Linked DNA regions of Homo sapiens: region 2 is linked to region 1. Evidence: chromatin contacts called from ENCODE Hi-C or POLR2A ChIA-PET data. All regions are on one chromosome and are shown on one strand. Each heading gives the region's core, a stretch centred on a gene start or an enhancer-like site at or near the end of the contact. The rest is flanking DNA. Distances are from core to core; before and after follow the strand shown.

Region 1 (7,215 bases), core at 2,062-4,561:
TTGGTGAGTACTCATGGTTCTCCCATCACTTACCCCGACTTCCACCCCTCAGGACAGCCACTGCCACACACAGGTCTCCTAGGCTTGCCCATGTCCATCTTGAATGGTCATCTTCCTTCCTTTCTGTGACTTGCCATCTTTTTGCAATAGCAAGCTGTTTCTAGACCTTTCTCTGCTTCAATTTACCTCTTGCCTTACTATTATTTAACTACAGATTTCAGTCAGCTCAAGAGAGCATTTTTGCAGGAGGCAGAGAGAAGGAGCCCAAATGAGAAAGTGTCTTGTTACAAAATCCATTTTTCTGTAACGTTTGAGGCTTGGAGCTTCCATTTCAGGTTGACATTTTAAAATGTATCTGTAAGAACACCAGTAAGGGAACCGATAATGACACTGCATTTCGGAAGCCCTTTCACAAGATGGCTGGGGAGATGATTTATCATATTTATTTATTCCAATTTGTCAGCTAATGGTGGGGCCTGTATCAGGGCTGCACGCACTGGTGCTTGGCTCTGGTTTCAATGCCTCTGCCTTGCTCGCCTTTACCCCCGGCTTCTCCTCCTTTCCCAGAGGGTCCAGCTGCATCAGGTGACAATCCCTCTGCAACTGTGCAACCTGGAGGGACAGGGCAGTTTGCAGTTGGGCAACGGCCAGATGATATCATGCAGTTTCACTTCAGTTTCCCCAAAGTGAACTGGGTCAAGTGTATTGAGGGAAAAAGGCCATAAGTGGCTCAATACCAGACTGCATCCCTGGAAGCAGAAAGCATGACTCATGGGTAAGACAGAGACCCCACAGCAGGCTGGTCAACCAGTGTGCTGAGCCCTCACATACACCAAGCCTAGCAAGGCTCTGCATAAGTCCCAGTTTCCTCATCTGTGAAATGGACACAGGCCCTTTTGGAAAAGGCATTTGCCTTCTTACCTACAGAATGTATCTGCAAAGGGATTAACACTTAGAGCAAGCCTAGTCTATAGGGTTGTCTGTGTCCTGGGAACTTTACCCTTCTGAGTATCTTCTTAGTGCTAGTTTGAATTTGCCTCATTACACTGTTATTTCAGAACTCATAGAAAAGCCTGGCTTTTGTACTCACAGCAAGACGGAGTAATAGGAATGGAATAGAATTAGCAAGTACTAGCACAGTAATCACTAGCACATGATCGGGTGAGAGGTGATAGGGTTTGGGGGTCATCTTCCCTGAGTATAATGGGGTGTTCAATGGGTAGGTGGAGCACTGCCTTAAGGAAACTAGAGAAGCAGGTGTATTGGTTATCTATTCTCTGGTTCTGTTATCTGTTTGACAAGTAGCCCCTAAATTTTGTAACTTAAAATAATTATTCTCTAACGGTTTCTGTGAATTGGGAATTCAGGAGCAGCTTTGTTGGTGGTTCTGGCCCAAAGTCTCACATGAGGTCACAATCAAATGTCGGCCAGATACAGTCTTATGAAGGCTTGCCTGGACCCTGGGATCTGCTTCCAAGGTGGCTCCTGACCCTTCGTGGACAGCTCTGGTTCCTCCCCAGGGAACCTCCCACAAGGCTGCTGGGGCTGATGGCAAGGTGGCTGGTTTCCCCAGGGGGATGGGTCCAAGGGCACAAGACAGAAGCCGCGACATCTCCCATGACCTCACCTCAGAGGTTGTACATTGTCACGTCAGCTGCATGCTACTGTGGTCACACAGGTCACCCCGAGTGAATGTGAGAGCAAACTGCTCAAGGGTATGGCTTCAAGGTGAGGATGAGTGGGGACTACCTTGAAGCTGTCTACCATAGCGGAGAAGGTGCTATTTGGAAATGCAGGAAAACTGGATTTGAGGATGGGATTGTTGCAGGGGAAGGACAGGGAATAGCAGACAGATATCAAAACAGAAGCTTGGGGACCAAAGCCTAAACCATGGGCCAACTTACTCAAACTGGATCATGGATTATGAATCCATGCACAGGAGACTCATGACCTTAAGGAAACCTGCAAGGGAGGTGACATGACTCAGGCTGCAATACTAGCTTGACTCCTGTCACTTCACTGCAGAGGAATTTGTGAGCCAGGCAGGATCCTAATGTGCATCTCTGGGCCTGCTTTCTCCAGGCTGACTGATAGAAGCTGTGGCTTGATGCTGAGTTCACCATCAGGGCTGAGGCTGCTCAGGAGCTTCCTTTTCCAAGCCCAGATAGGTCTTAGAGGTAGGTAGAGTGGCCGTCCATGCAGGGAGAGCCCAGAGGCTGGAGAGCTAGCTAGGCTCTGGTTGCGTCTGTTTTGTGGCTAGGTGGTTGGTTTCGCCTTGTGTCCTTAGGAGGTCCAGGGCTGCCCACGGCCACCATTGGTTTTCAACTGTGTGAACAGACACAATGCCCCAGACCAGGGAAGAGAACACTGCGAGTGTGCAAGCAAACTCATAACCAGCACCCCAATGTGCCTTTGTTTGCCCTCTCCCCCTTGGCACATAGAACCAATCTAAAAAATTGCTCCCTTACACTTCTATCAAAATCTCAAATTTTCAAAGTCCTATCAAGAATATTATCCCATAAGCCAAGGCTAGAGATGAGTTTTCGTAATAACTTCACCAGACAAAAGAGAAAACTGAAGCTACAAGAGGCAAGACCTACCCAGAACCATTTGGCTGAGCCCAGCACTCTGCCCATGGTCCATGCACCCCTTGACCCTGACATCAGCAAAGCAGTCCCCATCACCAAAGTGCTATGTGCCATGTGCCCCTGGGAAGAAGAACCAATCTGAGATTGCAAACAATGGGAAAGGACCTCAACTCTTGTGAGGCAGCTCTAAGAACTTTCAGCCCTAGACCTGTACATTTTTTGTGATTTTTTAAAAATGTAACTCACCATGCTATACACATCCTTAGCACACATCCCGTACACAAGCTCACTCTGCTCCTGGCATTGAGCACCCAGGGTCTCTTTAGGGGACTCCCTTTTTCTCCCCTGAACGGGCCACTCTTTACCATCAAAATGAATTGCCTATCATCTGTACTCGGCTTTTTAGCAGTCACAAATACAGGGTGGGGAATTTATTGGATACCAGGTGTCCTATTAGCCAAAGTCCTTTCCAGCTCATGCTGCTGAATGAGCCAGGTCATGACCCCAACCAGGCACTCTGGTTAGAGCTCAGTGTAGACAGATGTGCACACACTGCTGGGCACAGAAGGTTTGGGAGTGTAGACAGAGGAAGTGAGTCCTGTCAACTGGGGCGGCTCCTGCACTGAGCAGTGAGGGCTGTGAGTGAGAACTCTCTGATGCTTCCTCTCTATGTAAGGCCCGTGAGCTTTATGACTTCCTTCTGGCTTGGTTGTAAGCGAAAATCACCTCAAAAGGGGCGTGGGTAAGAGCTACTAGCCTTCTTGGAATGCCTACTATGTGCCAGACATGAAAGCAGATGCTTTTTTCAAATACTTCTGTCGGATGAACTTTCTTATTATTGTGGTACAGATGAGGAGGCAAAATCATTTGTCTAAGACCCCACTGTTTCAGCTGCAAGCTTTCGTGGCTCCTCAGTTTGCATTTTTTCCTCACTGCAGTATCACTTTGTGAAGGAGGTCTGAAGTCTTCAAATGAAAATAGAGTTTTCTCCTTATGTAAGTATAGCAATCAAATGTTCTGGAAAGAACACTGTGCCCAGCCAAATTGCTCTAGATGTTCAGGGCAGGAGAGGGGCGGATATCCTGGTGGTGATGACCACATAACAAGAAGAGACAATGTGTGCTTAAGGTACCAGCATCTCAGGGTGGTCTAGTATTTCTCAGAGAATGGTCTGAGAGTTGGCCTCTCGTGGTATAGGTAAATTTTTAAGTATTTATGAAAATGCTTATATGTCTGGTTTCAGCCTGATTTAGTAATTTGCTTGTATAATCTCTATGTCTATTCTTGGTGGTCCAAAGGGCCCAGATTAAGAATTTTATAAACATCCTGCTGTGTTTAGTGTGTTATACCTCGGAGTATCTATTTCGCTAACCCAGATGGTGCCGTTACCACACACATATCCTGCAAGGGGAGGGAATTGTATTAACAAGTATAACCAGCAAAACCACAGCATTTCACTTTAGCAAAAGGGGCCGAAACAGGAAGCAGGTAAATTCCCTGCTCCCACACATCTACCATTCTCTCCTCCCTTCTATGAACTTAGAGTCTCTGGTTTTGTGGCCACTGAACTTGTCTCCACCTCTAGGGGCCAAATTGGGCACTGGGGGGAATTCACAAGCTTTATATTTAGCTCAAAATCACCTGGGCTATATGTGGGCTCATCACTTCCTTAAAGGTGGAAGAAGTTATAATTTCTTTTTTCTCTCTTCTCTTTCTCTCTCTCCATCTTTTCTCTTCTTTTCCTCTGTCATTTTCCCCTTCTCCTTCCAAGCATTATAGTCTTCCTTGGACCGCTTTTTCCGAATTGGCTTCCACTGGCCCATTCCAGAGTACAATTACTAGTACTGTACTACATTTCCAATAGTCAATAAGAAAGCAGAAGTGGCCACATTGGCTTCCCCTAAAAGCAGCATCAAATTTCAAGTACTTTCTTATATTACCGCCGCTCATTCCACCACCCTCTATAAGCACACAACTCACTGCTGAGCACATCATAAATGCTAAAAAGTAGTGAATAAATCAACGAATTAAATAATTCTTTTATTCTAATTTTTTTTGTACAGCAAGCCATTGTGAATAAGATGGTTCTTTTATCCCCAAAGAGGTTGCCTATTGACTGAAAGCCTAAGCACAGCTTCTGAGAGTCACAATGAGATCACATCTCTACTGTACTGAAAATCTTTTCAGGCACCAGAGAGAAAGGCCTGAGTGTGATTCTCCTTCCCTGGTTCTGAGTGAGAAGGTCATTAGCTCACTAGGTACTGGCAATTTCAAGAATTGCCAAAATGACAGTGATGTGATAAGAACAACTATCCTGTTGGGTCTTTGTGTAGTATTTTTCCTTTGAAAACAGCTTTATGCTAATTATCCCATATGAAACACAAAAAAAAAGGAAGTGTGAGGTCAATGTGGCTAAGATTTATGTCCGTTTTGCAGACGTGGATCTGAGATATCTCGTGATTTGCTGGTGGTTGCACAGGTAGTGGAAGAGCTGGGGTGGAAGGGTTTCTTCCTGAGCAGGTGGCTGTTCCTCCCAGAAGTCCTGCCTACCTGCCTTTCTCTTGCTGACAGCCATATCACCCACTTTGTTTAAGGGTCAAAACTGTCTCAGGTTGTTCTCACTGCTACACACCCACTAGCGCCATGACAAATTACAGATGCCATGGCAACATCAGGAAGTTACCCTGTATGATCTAAAATGGGGAGGAACCCTCAGTTCTGGGAATTGTCCACCTCTTTCCTGGAAGACTTGTGAATAATCCATTCCTTGTTTAGCCTATAATCAGGAAACAACCATAAAAACGGGCAACCAGAAGCCCTCAGGGCTACTCTGCCTATGGAGTAGCCATTGTTTATTCCTTTACTTTCTTAACAAACTTGCTTTCACTTAAGAAAAAAAAAAAAACTTTCTCCAGTAAAAATTTATGTTCACACCTAAAATTTGTAAACCAATGTGCATAGCATCTTTATTCATGATGGTTAAACACTGGAAACAATCCAGATGTCCATCAATAGACGAGTGGATAAGCAAAATGTATAATCCGTGCAATGGAATATTATCGGGCTGTCAAAAGGTATGAAGAGCTGACACATGCTGCAACATGGCAAAACCCTGAAAACATTATTTTAAGTGAAAGAAGCCAGTCACAAAAGCCCACATTATGTATTATTCCGTTTAGACGAAAAGCCAGATTAGGCAAATGTATATAGATGCAAAGTAGATTAGTGGTTGCCCAGCGTGGGGAGTTGATGAGGGTATTGGAAACTGATGGCTAATGGGTACGGATTTCTTTTAGGGGTGATAATAATGTTTTAAAATTTTTGATGGTGGCACAACTCTGTGAATATACAAAATCTCACTGGGTTGTATAATATAAAAGAGTGAATCATATATGTAAACTATATCTCAAGAAAGCTGTTATTTTTTTTTAAAGACTGACTCTCGGCTGTGGCTTTCATAATCTTCTTTGGCCATGGCTTTCCCCAGGGCTCCAAAGCTAGGCAGTGCCCAAAACTGTCTCCTCTAACTTTGTTTTACAGGGAGACATTCCTCCAACTCTGCCTGCTCAAATTTGTGGGGTGAAATCTGGTGCCTCTATATTTCCAAATACAAAGCGCTAGAGGTTAAGTTGTGTGCTTCTCAAATGTCAGTGTACATTCTGATCCCCTGGAGATCTTGCTAAAATGCAGATTCTTAACCTTTGGGTCTGGGACACAGACTGAGATTCTGCATTCTAAGAAGCTCCCAAGCAATGTCAGTGTAGCTGCCGTCCTCATTTTGGGAAGCCAAGGTGTCGACCACAGACCCAGAAGATGCAGCCTTTGACTCCTCAATGCCACCAATACAATTCAATCAAATATCAAGATTTTCAAAACATAGTCAATCGAATGTCTTTTTCCCACTCTCTATCCAATTATTAGGTGCATTTATAATGGAAGATTGTTAAACACGATTACCAACTTGGTGAAATCCTTTGGTACACAGTAATGTTTATGGAAAGCACCTAACAACTTGGTGGAGTATTTTTTCTTTGAACTGACTGAATTGGCCGTTTTTGGTTTGCATCATAGGGAAAACCCTGAGTTGTGCTAAGTCTGAGCTTCCTTAATCATTAACTATACATTTTAAAAGCACAAGATTAATTTCTGTGTTCCAAACACCAAACATGTTGTCATTTTGAGGAGTGGGCAGGTTCAGAGGACCTCCTTAGAAGGAGATAAAAGCCAAGAGATGATGAAGTTTTTATTTTTATTTCGTTTTATTTTATTTTATTTTATTTTATTTTATTTTATTTTATGGTAGAGATGGGGGTCTCACTATGTTGCCCAGGCTGGTCTTGAACTCCTGACCTCAAGCAATCCTCCCACCTTGGCCTCCCAAAGTTCTGAGATTACAGGTGTGAGCCACCACGCCCAGCCTGGATGGTGAACTTAACTTAGTTTTATAGCATCAGTGGATTGTGATAAGAGTTATGTACACAACTTAATTTTTGTTTAATAAGCATGTGGTGTGTATCTGTAACATAAAGAACACTATGCCTGTATCTCAGGAAGAGATATGTAAAGATGAATAAGATGCTGTCTGTGCCCAAAGAGAGGCCTTTATTCCTAGTCAGGGAGAGAAACA
Region 2 (7,215 bases), core at 2,043-4,542, 1.4 Mb before region 1:
GACACATGGTAAGCACTCAATAAATATTGACTATTAATATTATACCCTACCACCTAGCATGGGATGGGGTATAATATTATGCATCAAAATATATTTTAAGCATCAACAAATATTTATCATCAAAAAACTAACCATCAAATAATATATATCAACAGAGATGAATGAATGCCACTGCTTTAATTTAGACTCTTATTATCGTTGCTTAGACAATTGCTGTAGCCTCCTAACTGGGCTTACTTTCTGCTAACCATCCCATCCCCCATTCCATTCATTTTACACACTGCCATTAGGGTTATAACTTCTTGTCTATAAATATGAAGGTGTGGTGCCACTCCATTGCTTAACACCATCCAGTGGATCCCCAAGCCCTACAGGGAGGCAGAGCATAGCCCAGACTCCTCAGCAGAACACATGTGCATGAACGTGGGATCTGGTGATTGCCTACCTACCTCTTCAACCGCCTCCATCCTTCACACAACCTGCGCTCCATTTACCAAACCACTGGCAGTTCCCCAAATGAGCCACATTCCTTCATTCGTCTCCTGCCCAGAATGCCCTCCCTCTGTCCCGTCCAGGTGACAAAGTCATCTTTTTCTTTTTCACCAAGTCCCAGATATAGGCACTCCCAGGCAGAGTTAGATACCTATATTATTGCAGCATTTATCAAATTACACTATAACCATTTATTTACATGTCCAACCCTACTCCCCCAGGCTGCAAGCTCCTGAGAGCCAGATCGTATTTAGATTTGTATTTCTGGCAAGAAGCACAAGGGCTACGGAAGCTTAATACACATTTGTTGAATGGATGGTTAGTTTTAAGAAGTACCTAATAAACCTTGGTATTTGTATTTCCTTGAATCTTGTTTTGGTTGCTACCTTTTTTAATGGAAATAGTCACTACTGCTTATGTTTACAAGTTTATTGAGTTCTAATTTTATCTTTTAAGATAAAGATTGCTGATATCATTCATTCACTCATTCATTCATCAATAAATATTTATAGGGAGACACTTGTCAGATACTGGATTTGAAGTGAACAAATCAGACATGGCCCCTACCCTCGTGAGGCTTACAGTCTATTAAATCTATTAAGTATGAAGGACAGGCTGACCTTGAACCAATAAACATGTCCATGTAAAATCATAAATTGAAATGAGAGTTGTGAAGGAAAAGAATAGGTTATAAAGAGGAAGAATAATGGGAGGGACCTAATTTAATTAGAAGAGTTAGGGAAGTTCTCTTTGAAGAAGTTACATTACAGGGAACACTAAAATGTGGGTAGGAGTGAGCTACGCAAAGTCATGGAGAAAGAGTATTCCAGGTAGAAGAAATAGCATGCGTGAAGACCTTAAGCAAGTGGAAGGCAGCTGCTGAGGCTGGGGACTGGGAGGTTGGGGCTGGAAGCAGACAAGCCTAGAGAAGTTGTCAGGGGCTAGACGATGGGGTTTTGACCTAGAATATAAACTTTGTTTGTAGTTCATAGGGAAGACATTGAAGGTTTAATATATGGGAATGACGGGAACCTCTGGCAGGGCTCTGCCTGTGAGCATCACATAGCACCCCGAGGATGTGTTTGCTACTCTAGGTTTCAGTGGAGAAAAAAGCAAGTGACAACCCTTCTGTTCCTGCTCAGCAAAAGCTTTGATCACCAGCCCCCTTCCCCTGAATATACTGGAGAAAAATAACAGAAGTGCATTTCAAGGTCCACATGTGAGAAGACCCTAAGCTGTCCTGGCTGTTCAGGTAGAAGTTGTCATCTTCCTCAATGATCTCGGCTGTTGGAAGACATGGCCAGGCAGACAGAATCTAAAAGTTCTTCCAGGTGTGACATGAGTCCCTGGAGCTCAGTGACAGAAACCAGTGTCCAAAACCAGATGCCACCCTGGGGAGGGGGCTTTGGGAGTTCCTGGGAGGCCATAACACCGTCTGGAAGGCTCCTCTCTCCCACATATTCACAAAGTTGCATGATAAGCCAGGCCCCTGCTGGTCTTGCAGCATCCACCTATGATGCAGAGTAAACAGTGCCACACGTCAAGCTGTCCCCAACCTTGCCCTCGGTTCCACTACCAAAAGAGGGAACACTGGGCTTGCCCCAGCAAGGTGTTATTTATGTCAGGCTAGGGCCACTGTGGCTCCCAGCTCTTACTGCTTTCTAGGTGCCCTTACAGACTTCCCCACTGCCCCCTGCATATGCCAGAGTGTGAACATCCCCTCCCTCTCCACAGCCCCCACAGTGGGGTTCGGGTGGGCAGGGAGGTGGTTTCATCCCTCTACATACAGCCCTTGGAGACCTACCTAGGCAATTTGTCACTCAGGCTTCAAGCTGCCAGCCGAGGAGGGGAGCTGAGAAGACTCTATAATGAGATCTTTGCACTGTAATTAAGTGCCAGGCTTTGTTTTACACCTATCTTTCCCGCCTTGCCCGATCCCACCGCCAAGCTCCTCCAGGCAGTGAGTGGGGAGTGTCAGCTGCTCTGTGATTACACCCCAAGTGGCAGGTGGCAGGGAGCTCCTCCGCCTGCAGTCTGCGCCCCACCCCCAGGCTTCCCCCACCACCAGTCTTAACTCAAGACAGTGCTATTTCTGTCCTTGAACTGGGTTTCACCCCAGAAAGCCACTCCACCGCTTTCTCATAAGGCTACCTCCTTTTAACCCTGTGGTTGCACGGCCTCTGGGGTGTCCATTTCTTTCTTTTGACACGTCCCTTTTCCTGAAAGTTTCAGCAAACCCCATAGGCAGAGGGAGTTAGAAAAAGGAAAAGAGAAGTTAGGGCAGGAGGAGCACTGTTCTTATAGGACAGGAAGGGTCTGTCTTCTCTCTTGGGTCCTCCACACAAAATCGGAGCTTCCAAACACCCCAGCTCCCAAACATATGCAGCAGATTCTGCTGACAGGAATGTGTCACTGTGATCTTCACATTTTAGCCTGAAGTTTAGCCTACCTGAAGAAGCACCGGAGTGGGAGTGGGAGAACATGGGATGGTGCTTCTCTTTGGCCTGGCTGTGCTTTTGGACACTTCAGGTCTTCGGCCTGGGTTTCCTCCTCCGTACGATGAGGAGAGGATGGGAGGGGGCAATGCTGGCATGTGTGATCTCGATAGACACTGTGGAAGTCTGCAGAGACCGGAGCATAACCTCTGCCTCCTCTCCCCGGGCCTAGCCTCTCACAGCCCTCAGAGAAAACCCTGAGCTGCGGCGTGGCCGAGACGGGGGCGTGGCCTGGCAGGTGGGCGGGCCCTTCCGTGGGCGGGGCCGCGAGGTTTTCAGGAGCCCGAGCGAGGGCGCCGCTTTTGCGTCCGGGAGGAGCCAACCGTGGCGCAGGCGGCGCGGGGAGGCGTCCCAGAGGTGAGCGCCCTGCAGCGGCAGGGGATGGGCCGGGGGCCCTAAGTCGTAGGCAGCGCGGGGCGGGGACGCGGCTGCCTGCGGAGGTCGGACTCCTCTCCGCCCTCCTCCCGGGCTGTCCGGGTCTATTTTCCAGTCTATGTCCAACTCGCGCCGCCTCACTAGGCGGCGCTCTCTGCCCCGCGGCACCCGCGAGACGTGGGGTCCCTCGGCCCAGGGACGGGGTGAGCGTGTCATGTGGGTGCCCTGTGCCCGGCAGGTTGGAGACGAAGAGACCTCGGCACAGACGAAGTCACTCACATCCTCGCTTTGAAACAGAGCGGGTCCTTCTTGTGCTGTCTCGCTGTCACTCTCGCCCCCACCCTGTGGAAGAGGCAGGTGGCTTGTCCCCAGTCACTTTCTTCCTTGGAAAAGGGAGACAGAGGGCCATCTCCAGCAGGGCCATGGAAATCCCAGAAAGTCACTGAGCTGCTCAACAAAAGGCCCTAAACACCCCACCCCACAGCACCAGGCAGTGCACACTGGCCAAGACTCCGTGGTAAATATTGCTGGCCTTTATGTTGAGAGGGGGAAAAAAAAGCCTGCCTGTGAAGATCATTGCCCAGTGGCCATGCTCCTGTGAAAACACAATTGGAAAGCCATTTCCTAAGGGGCGAGGGTGGGTCTGGGACCATGCTGTGGCTTGGGTGATTGGTGGTTGCAGGAGTGAGGGTGCTGCCCTGGGAAGGCGCTGAGGCCCTGTTGGGTGGGAATCGACGGCTGCGGCTTTCTCCCGGAGGAGGGAGAGCGGTGTTGTTACCTAGTGTTGGGAACACATCCGTCCAGCACCGTGAACTGCAAACAAGCAGAGTAACCCTAGTGTCCTTCAGATACTGTTGCTGAGCAGTCACCTAGTCAATGAGATGATCTGTTTGGACGGCAAGTGCATCTGTAATGCCGCCCTCTTGCTCAGTGCCTGGAAGAGGCATTGGTGACTCCCCGCTAATGCTAGGGGTAGCTACCGTGCAGGAGCAGTCAGGCTCTTGCAGGGCCAATGTGGTTTCATCAATTTTCTCCTGCATTTACCCAGCCCCTCCGAATTCTGAGAAGTGCGTCCAAGATCTCTTGGACTCCTTGACTCAGTTCACCCTTGTTCTTGTGGGCAGAAAACAATTCCCAGTGTGCCATGCACAGCCAGTCAGAAGGGAAGCCCTGGAGCAGGGCCCTGGGAGAAGTTCTGTGGGGCTGGATGCTAATTATTCAGTTACTGGATTGTGGGGAAATTCCAGGGGAGGTCCCAGAGGAGAGACCGTGCTAAAGCTAATTACTAAGCAGTACAAAAATAATCTCTCTCTCTCTCTTTCTCTCTCTCTCTCTCTCTCTCTCTCTCTCTCTCTATATATATATATATATATATATATATATATATATATATGTAATTTTTTTTTTGAGACAGTCTCACTCTGCCGCCCAGGCTGGACTGCAGTGACACAATCTCGGCTGACTGCAACCACTGCCTCCAGGGTTCAAGCGATTCTCTTGCCTCAGCCTCCCAAGTAGCTGGGATTACAGGTACCCACCACTACGCCTGTCTAATTTTTGTATTTTTAGTAGAAATGGGGTTTCACCATGTTGGTCGGGCTGATCTCAAACTCCTGACCTCAGGTGATCCGCCTGTCTTGGCCTCCCACAGTGCTGGCATTACAGGTGTGAGCCACTGTGCTGGGCCAAAAATAATCTAAATTTCAACAATCAGCATGACCATGCCTGTGCGTATGACCCTAATTATCAGTCTGACTGATTCTTCCTTCCAAAATGATGGCAGAGGATCACCTCTTTGGATATTTACAGCTCTGAGCAAAGCAAAAAGCATGTAGGTGCCATTGTCTGAATGCAAAACCAGCCATGCCAGGTTTTCGGTGTTGTTTCTGAGGAGGGAGCGCCTCTCTGGAGGACGGTGTTTCCAGAACAGTGCCTCCGTTGTTCATTCCCGTGCATCAGGAAGTTTGGCTCTGCTGAGTGTTGAAAGCAAAACTCTCCTGTTTATTTGTCTCTGTATACTAACAGACTTAAACAGCAGACAGCACTGGAATGTCCAGTTACTGCATCCAGATGTGTTTGTTTCACTCTTAACATTGTGGAAAAGAATGCAGAAGGCAGATCCAAAGCTTCAATCAGATTTCTGAAGCTTAAGTGATTCCCAGCCTTGGTCCCTTAATGTGAGAGCAACAGCGTATAGTGTCTTCCGCTCTCTGGGACAAACCCAAGTTTGAGGCATAGTCCCTGCTGTCCAAAAGCTCCTAGGTCTAAGTAGGAAGACAAAACCAGCACCTGTGAAACAATTAGAGCGCAATTAAGTGCGAAAGTATGTGGCAGCATCTGCTAGCTCAAAGAAGACAGCTAGTGCAGACTGACTGGGAAAGGAAGAGAGAGCTTCACAGAGCCAGCTGGTGTTCAGCTTGACTTAAGAATGACCATCAAGGGCTTGGCCAGGCCTAGGAAAGGAAGCATGAGGATATATGAAGCTCAGAATAATGAAAGGCACTTGCTGCCCAGAGCCAATTCAAATTCCTGCCTTCCGGGAATTCTGGCTGTGGGTCCTGCCACTCTCTTCCTCACCCAGCCATGATGCCCTTCTTATAGCATTCTAACCATGCCTTTTTTTTTTTTTTTGAGACAGAGTCTCACTCTGTCACCTAGGCTGGAGTGCATTTGTGTGATCTTGGCTCACTGCAACCTCTGCCTCCTGGGTTTAAGTAATTCTCCTGCCTCAGCCTCCCAAGTAGCTGAGACTACAGTCACGTACCACCATGCTCAGCTAATTTTTGTATTTTTAGCAGAGATGGGATTTCACCATGTTGGCCAGGCTGGTCTCGAACTCCTGACCTCAGGTGATCCACCTGCCTTGGCCTCCCAAAGTGCTAGGATTACAGGCGTGAGCCACCACACCCAGCCTGACCATGCGTTTTTTGTGTGCCTCCTTTACTTTATGCCTACTCTCCTATGCTCAAAATGCTCTGCTGACCAATCCCCTACATTTTTTAAGAAGCAGCTCAAATGGCACCTTCTCCAGTGAAGACTTCCCTGGCAGGCCCCTACCCGAGTGTTTGAGCAGAGTTGGAGGGTTTCTCCTTTGTTCTCCATTGGTCCTTGCATAGACCTCTGTTGAAGCTCCGTATTGTCCATAGGAGTTAAGGGATCTTTGACTCACTCACTGAAGCAGAGCTGTGTCTCACTTACATAGGGCTCCCCTGAGCCGAATTTGGTGTCTGGCACATAAGAGGCGTTTGATAAATGATTCTTGATTGAAATTCAAGCCCTTATAGGTAACAGTGAAGTGCCCCACCAACTTGGAGTAGAAGGCACAGGTTATGTGTTACAAGGAGTCTCAGATTGGATAAATTAGATGGAGCCAATTCCTAGAGGCCTTGAGGAGTCTGAGTGTAATGCAGTGGTGGTGCTCAAAACTCAGAGCACCCCCTATTGCCTTCACTATAGAATTCTAGAGTCTTCTTGATCTGCCCCCAGCATATCCTCTTTAGCCTCATCTTCCACCAGCTCCCACCTTGAGCCCACAAATCTACCTTCTGAGCCACTGCAGCCCCAGGTAGCTCCCCAGGCCTAGGCTCTCTCTTCTCCTTTGTCCATGCTGTTTGGCAGCCTTGGCCAGGAATGCCTACTGCTCTCCCTAGCTAATTCCTGATCATTAATACTCCAGATCTGAATCCCCTATGTGCAGAGGCCCCTCAGGCTGGGTTTTCAAATTCTCCTCTGTGCTCCATAGCACCCTGCACAGCCTCTAACAGCATTTATCACACCCTCTTATGGCTGCTGGTTACTTGGCCATCTCCCTGCTGGGATGGCTCCCTGAAGGCAGTGATTGAGTTAATCCTTG

What was found. Hi-C counts contacts between places; a loop is a spot of excess contacts on that map. ChIA-PET counts read pairs that join two places held with the same protein, here RNA polymerase II (POLR2A). Pooled maps may share reads with other maps.
Region 2: a loop to region 1 is called in a map with no recorded cell type, with 5 times the contacts of the local background. The contact joins the promoter of TLR5 here to the enhancer-like site in region 1. A Hi-C loop is called at or near these places in 1 of 37 single-sample maps with no recorded cell type and 1 of 50 pooled maps. POLR2A ChIA-PET finds 5 or more read pairs at or near these places in 2 of 52 experiments (OCI-LY7 and naive thymus-derived CD4-positive, alpha-beta T cell).

What each region holds. Positions count from the first base shown.
Region 1 is chr1:221,774,772-221,781,986 of GRCh38, reverse strand. No RefSeq gene overlaps it. Among named protein-coding and RNA genes, the nearest start is that of DUSP10, 36 kb to the right of the region's middle. RefSeq lists enhancers at 3,028-3,077, 4,128-4,177, 4,208-4,257, 4,328-4,417. Within about 2 kb of position 3,311, at least 8 of the 41 ENCODE cell types and tissues checked have a DNase peak (open chromatin) inside an H3K27ac peak, as active enhancers do.
Region 2 is chr1:223,139,325-223,146,539 of GRCh38, reverse strand. It overlaps TLR5 (toll like receptor 5), which reads left to right and starts at 3,292. Exons shown (of 6, transcript NM_003268.6): 1 at 3,292-3,344; 2 at 4,777-4,892. LOC124904522 (a long non-coding RNA gene) reads right to left here and starts at 3,185. Exons shown (of 2, transcript XR_007066895.1): 1 at 2,942-3,185. RefSeq lists a silencer at 3,134-3,503.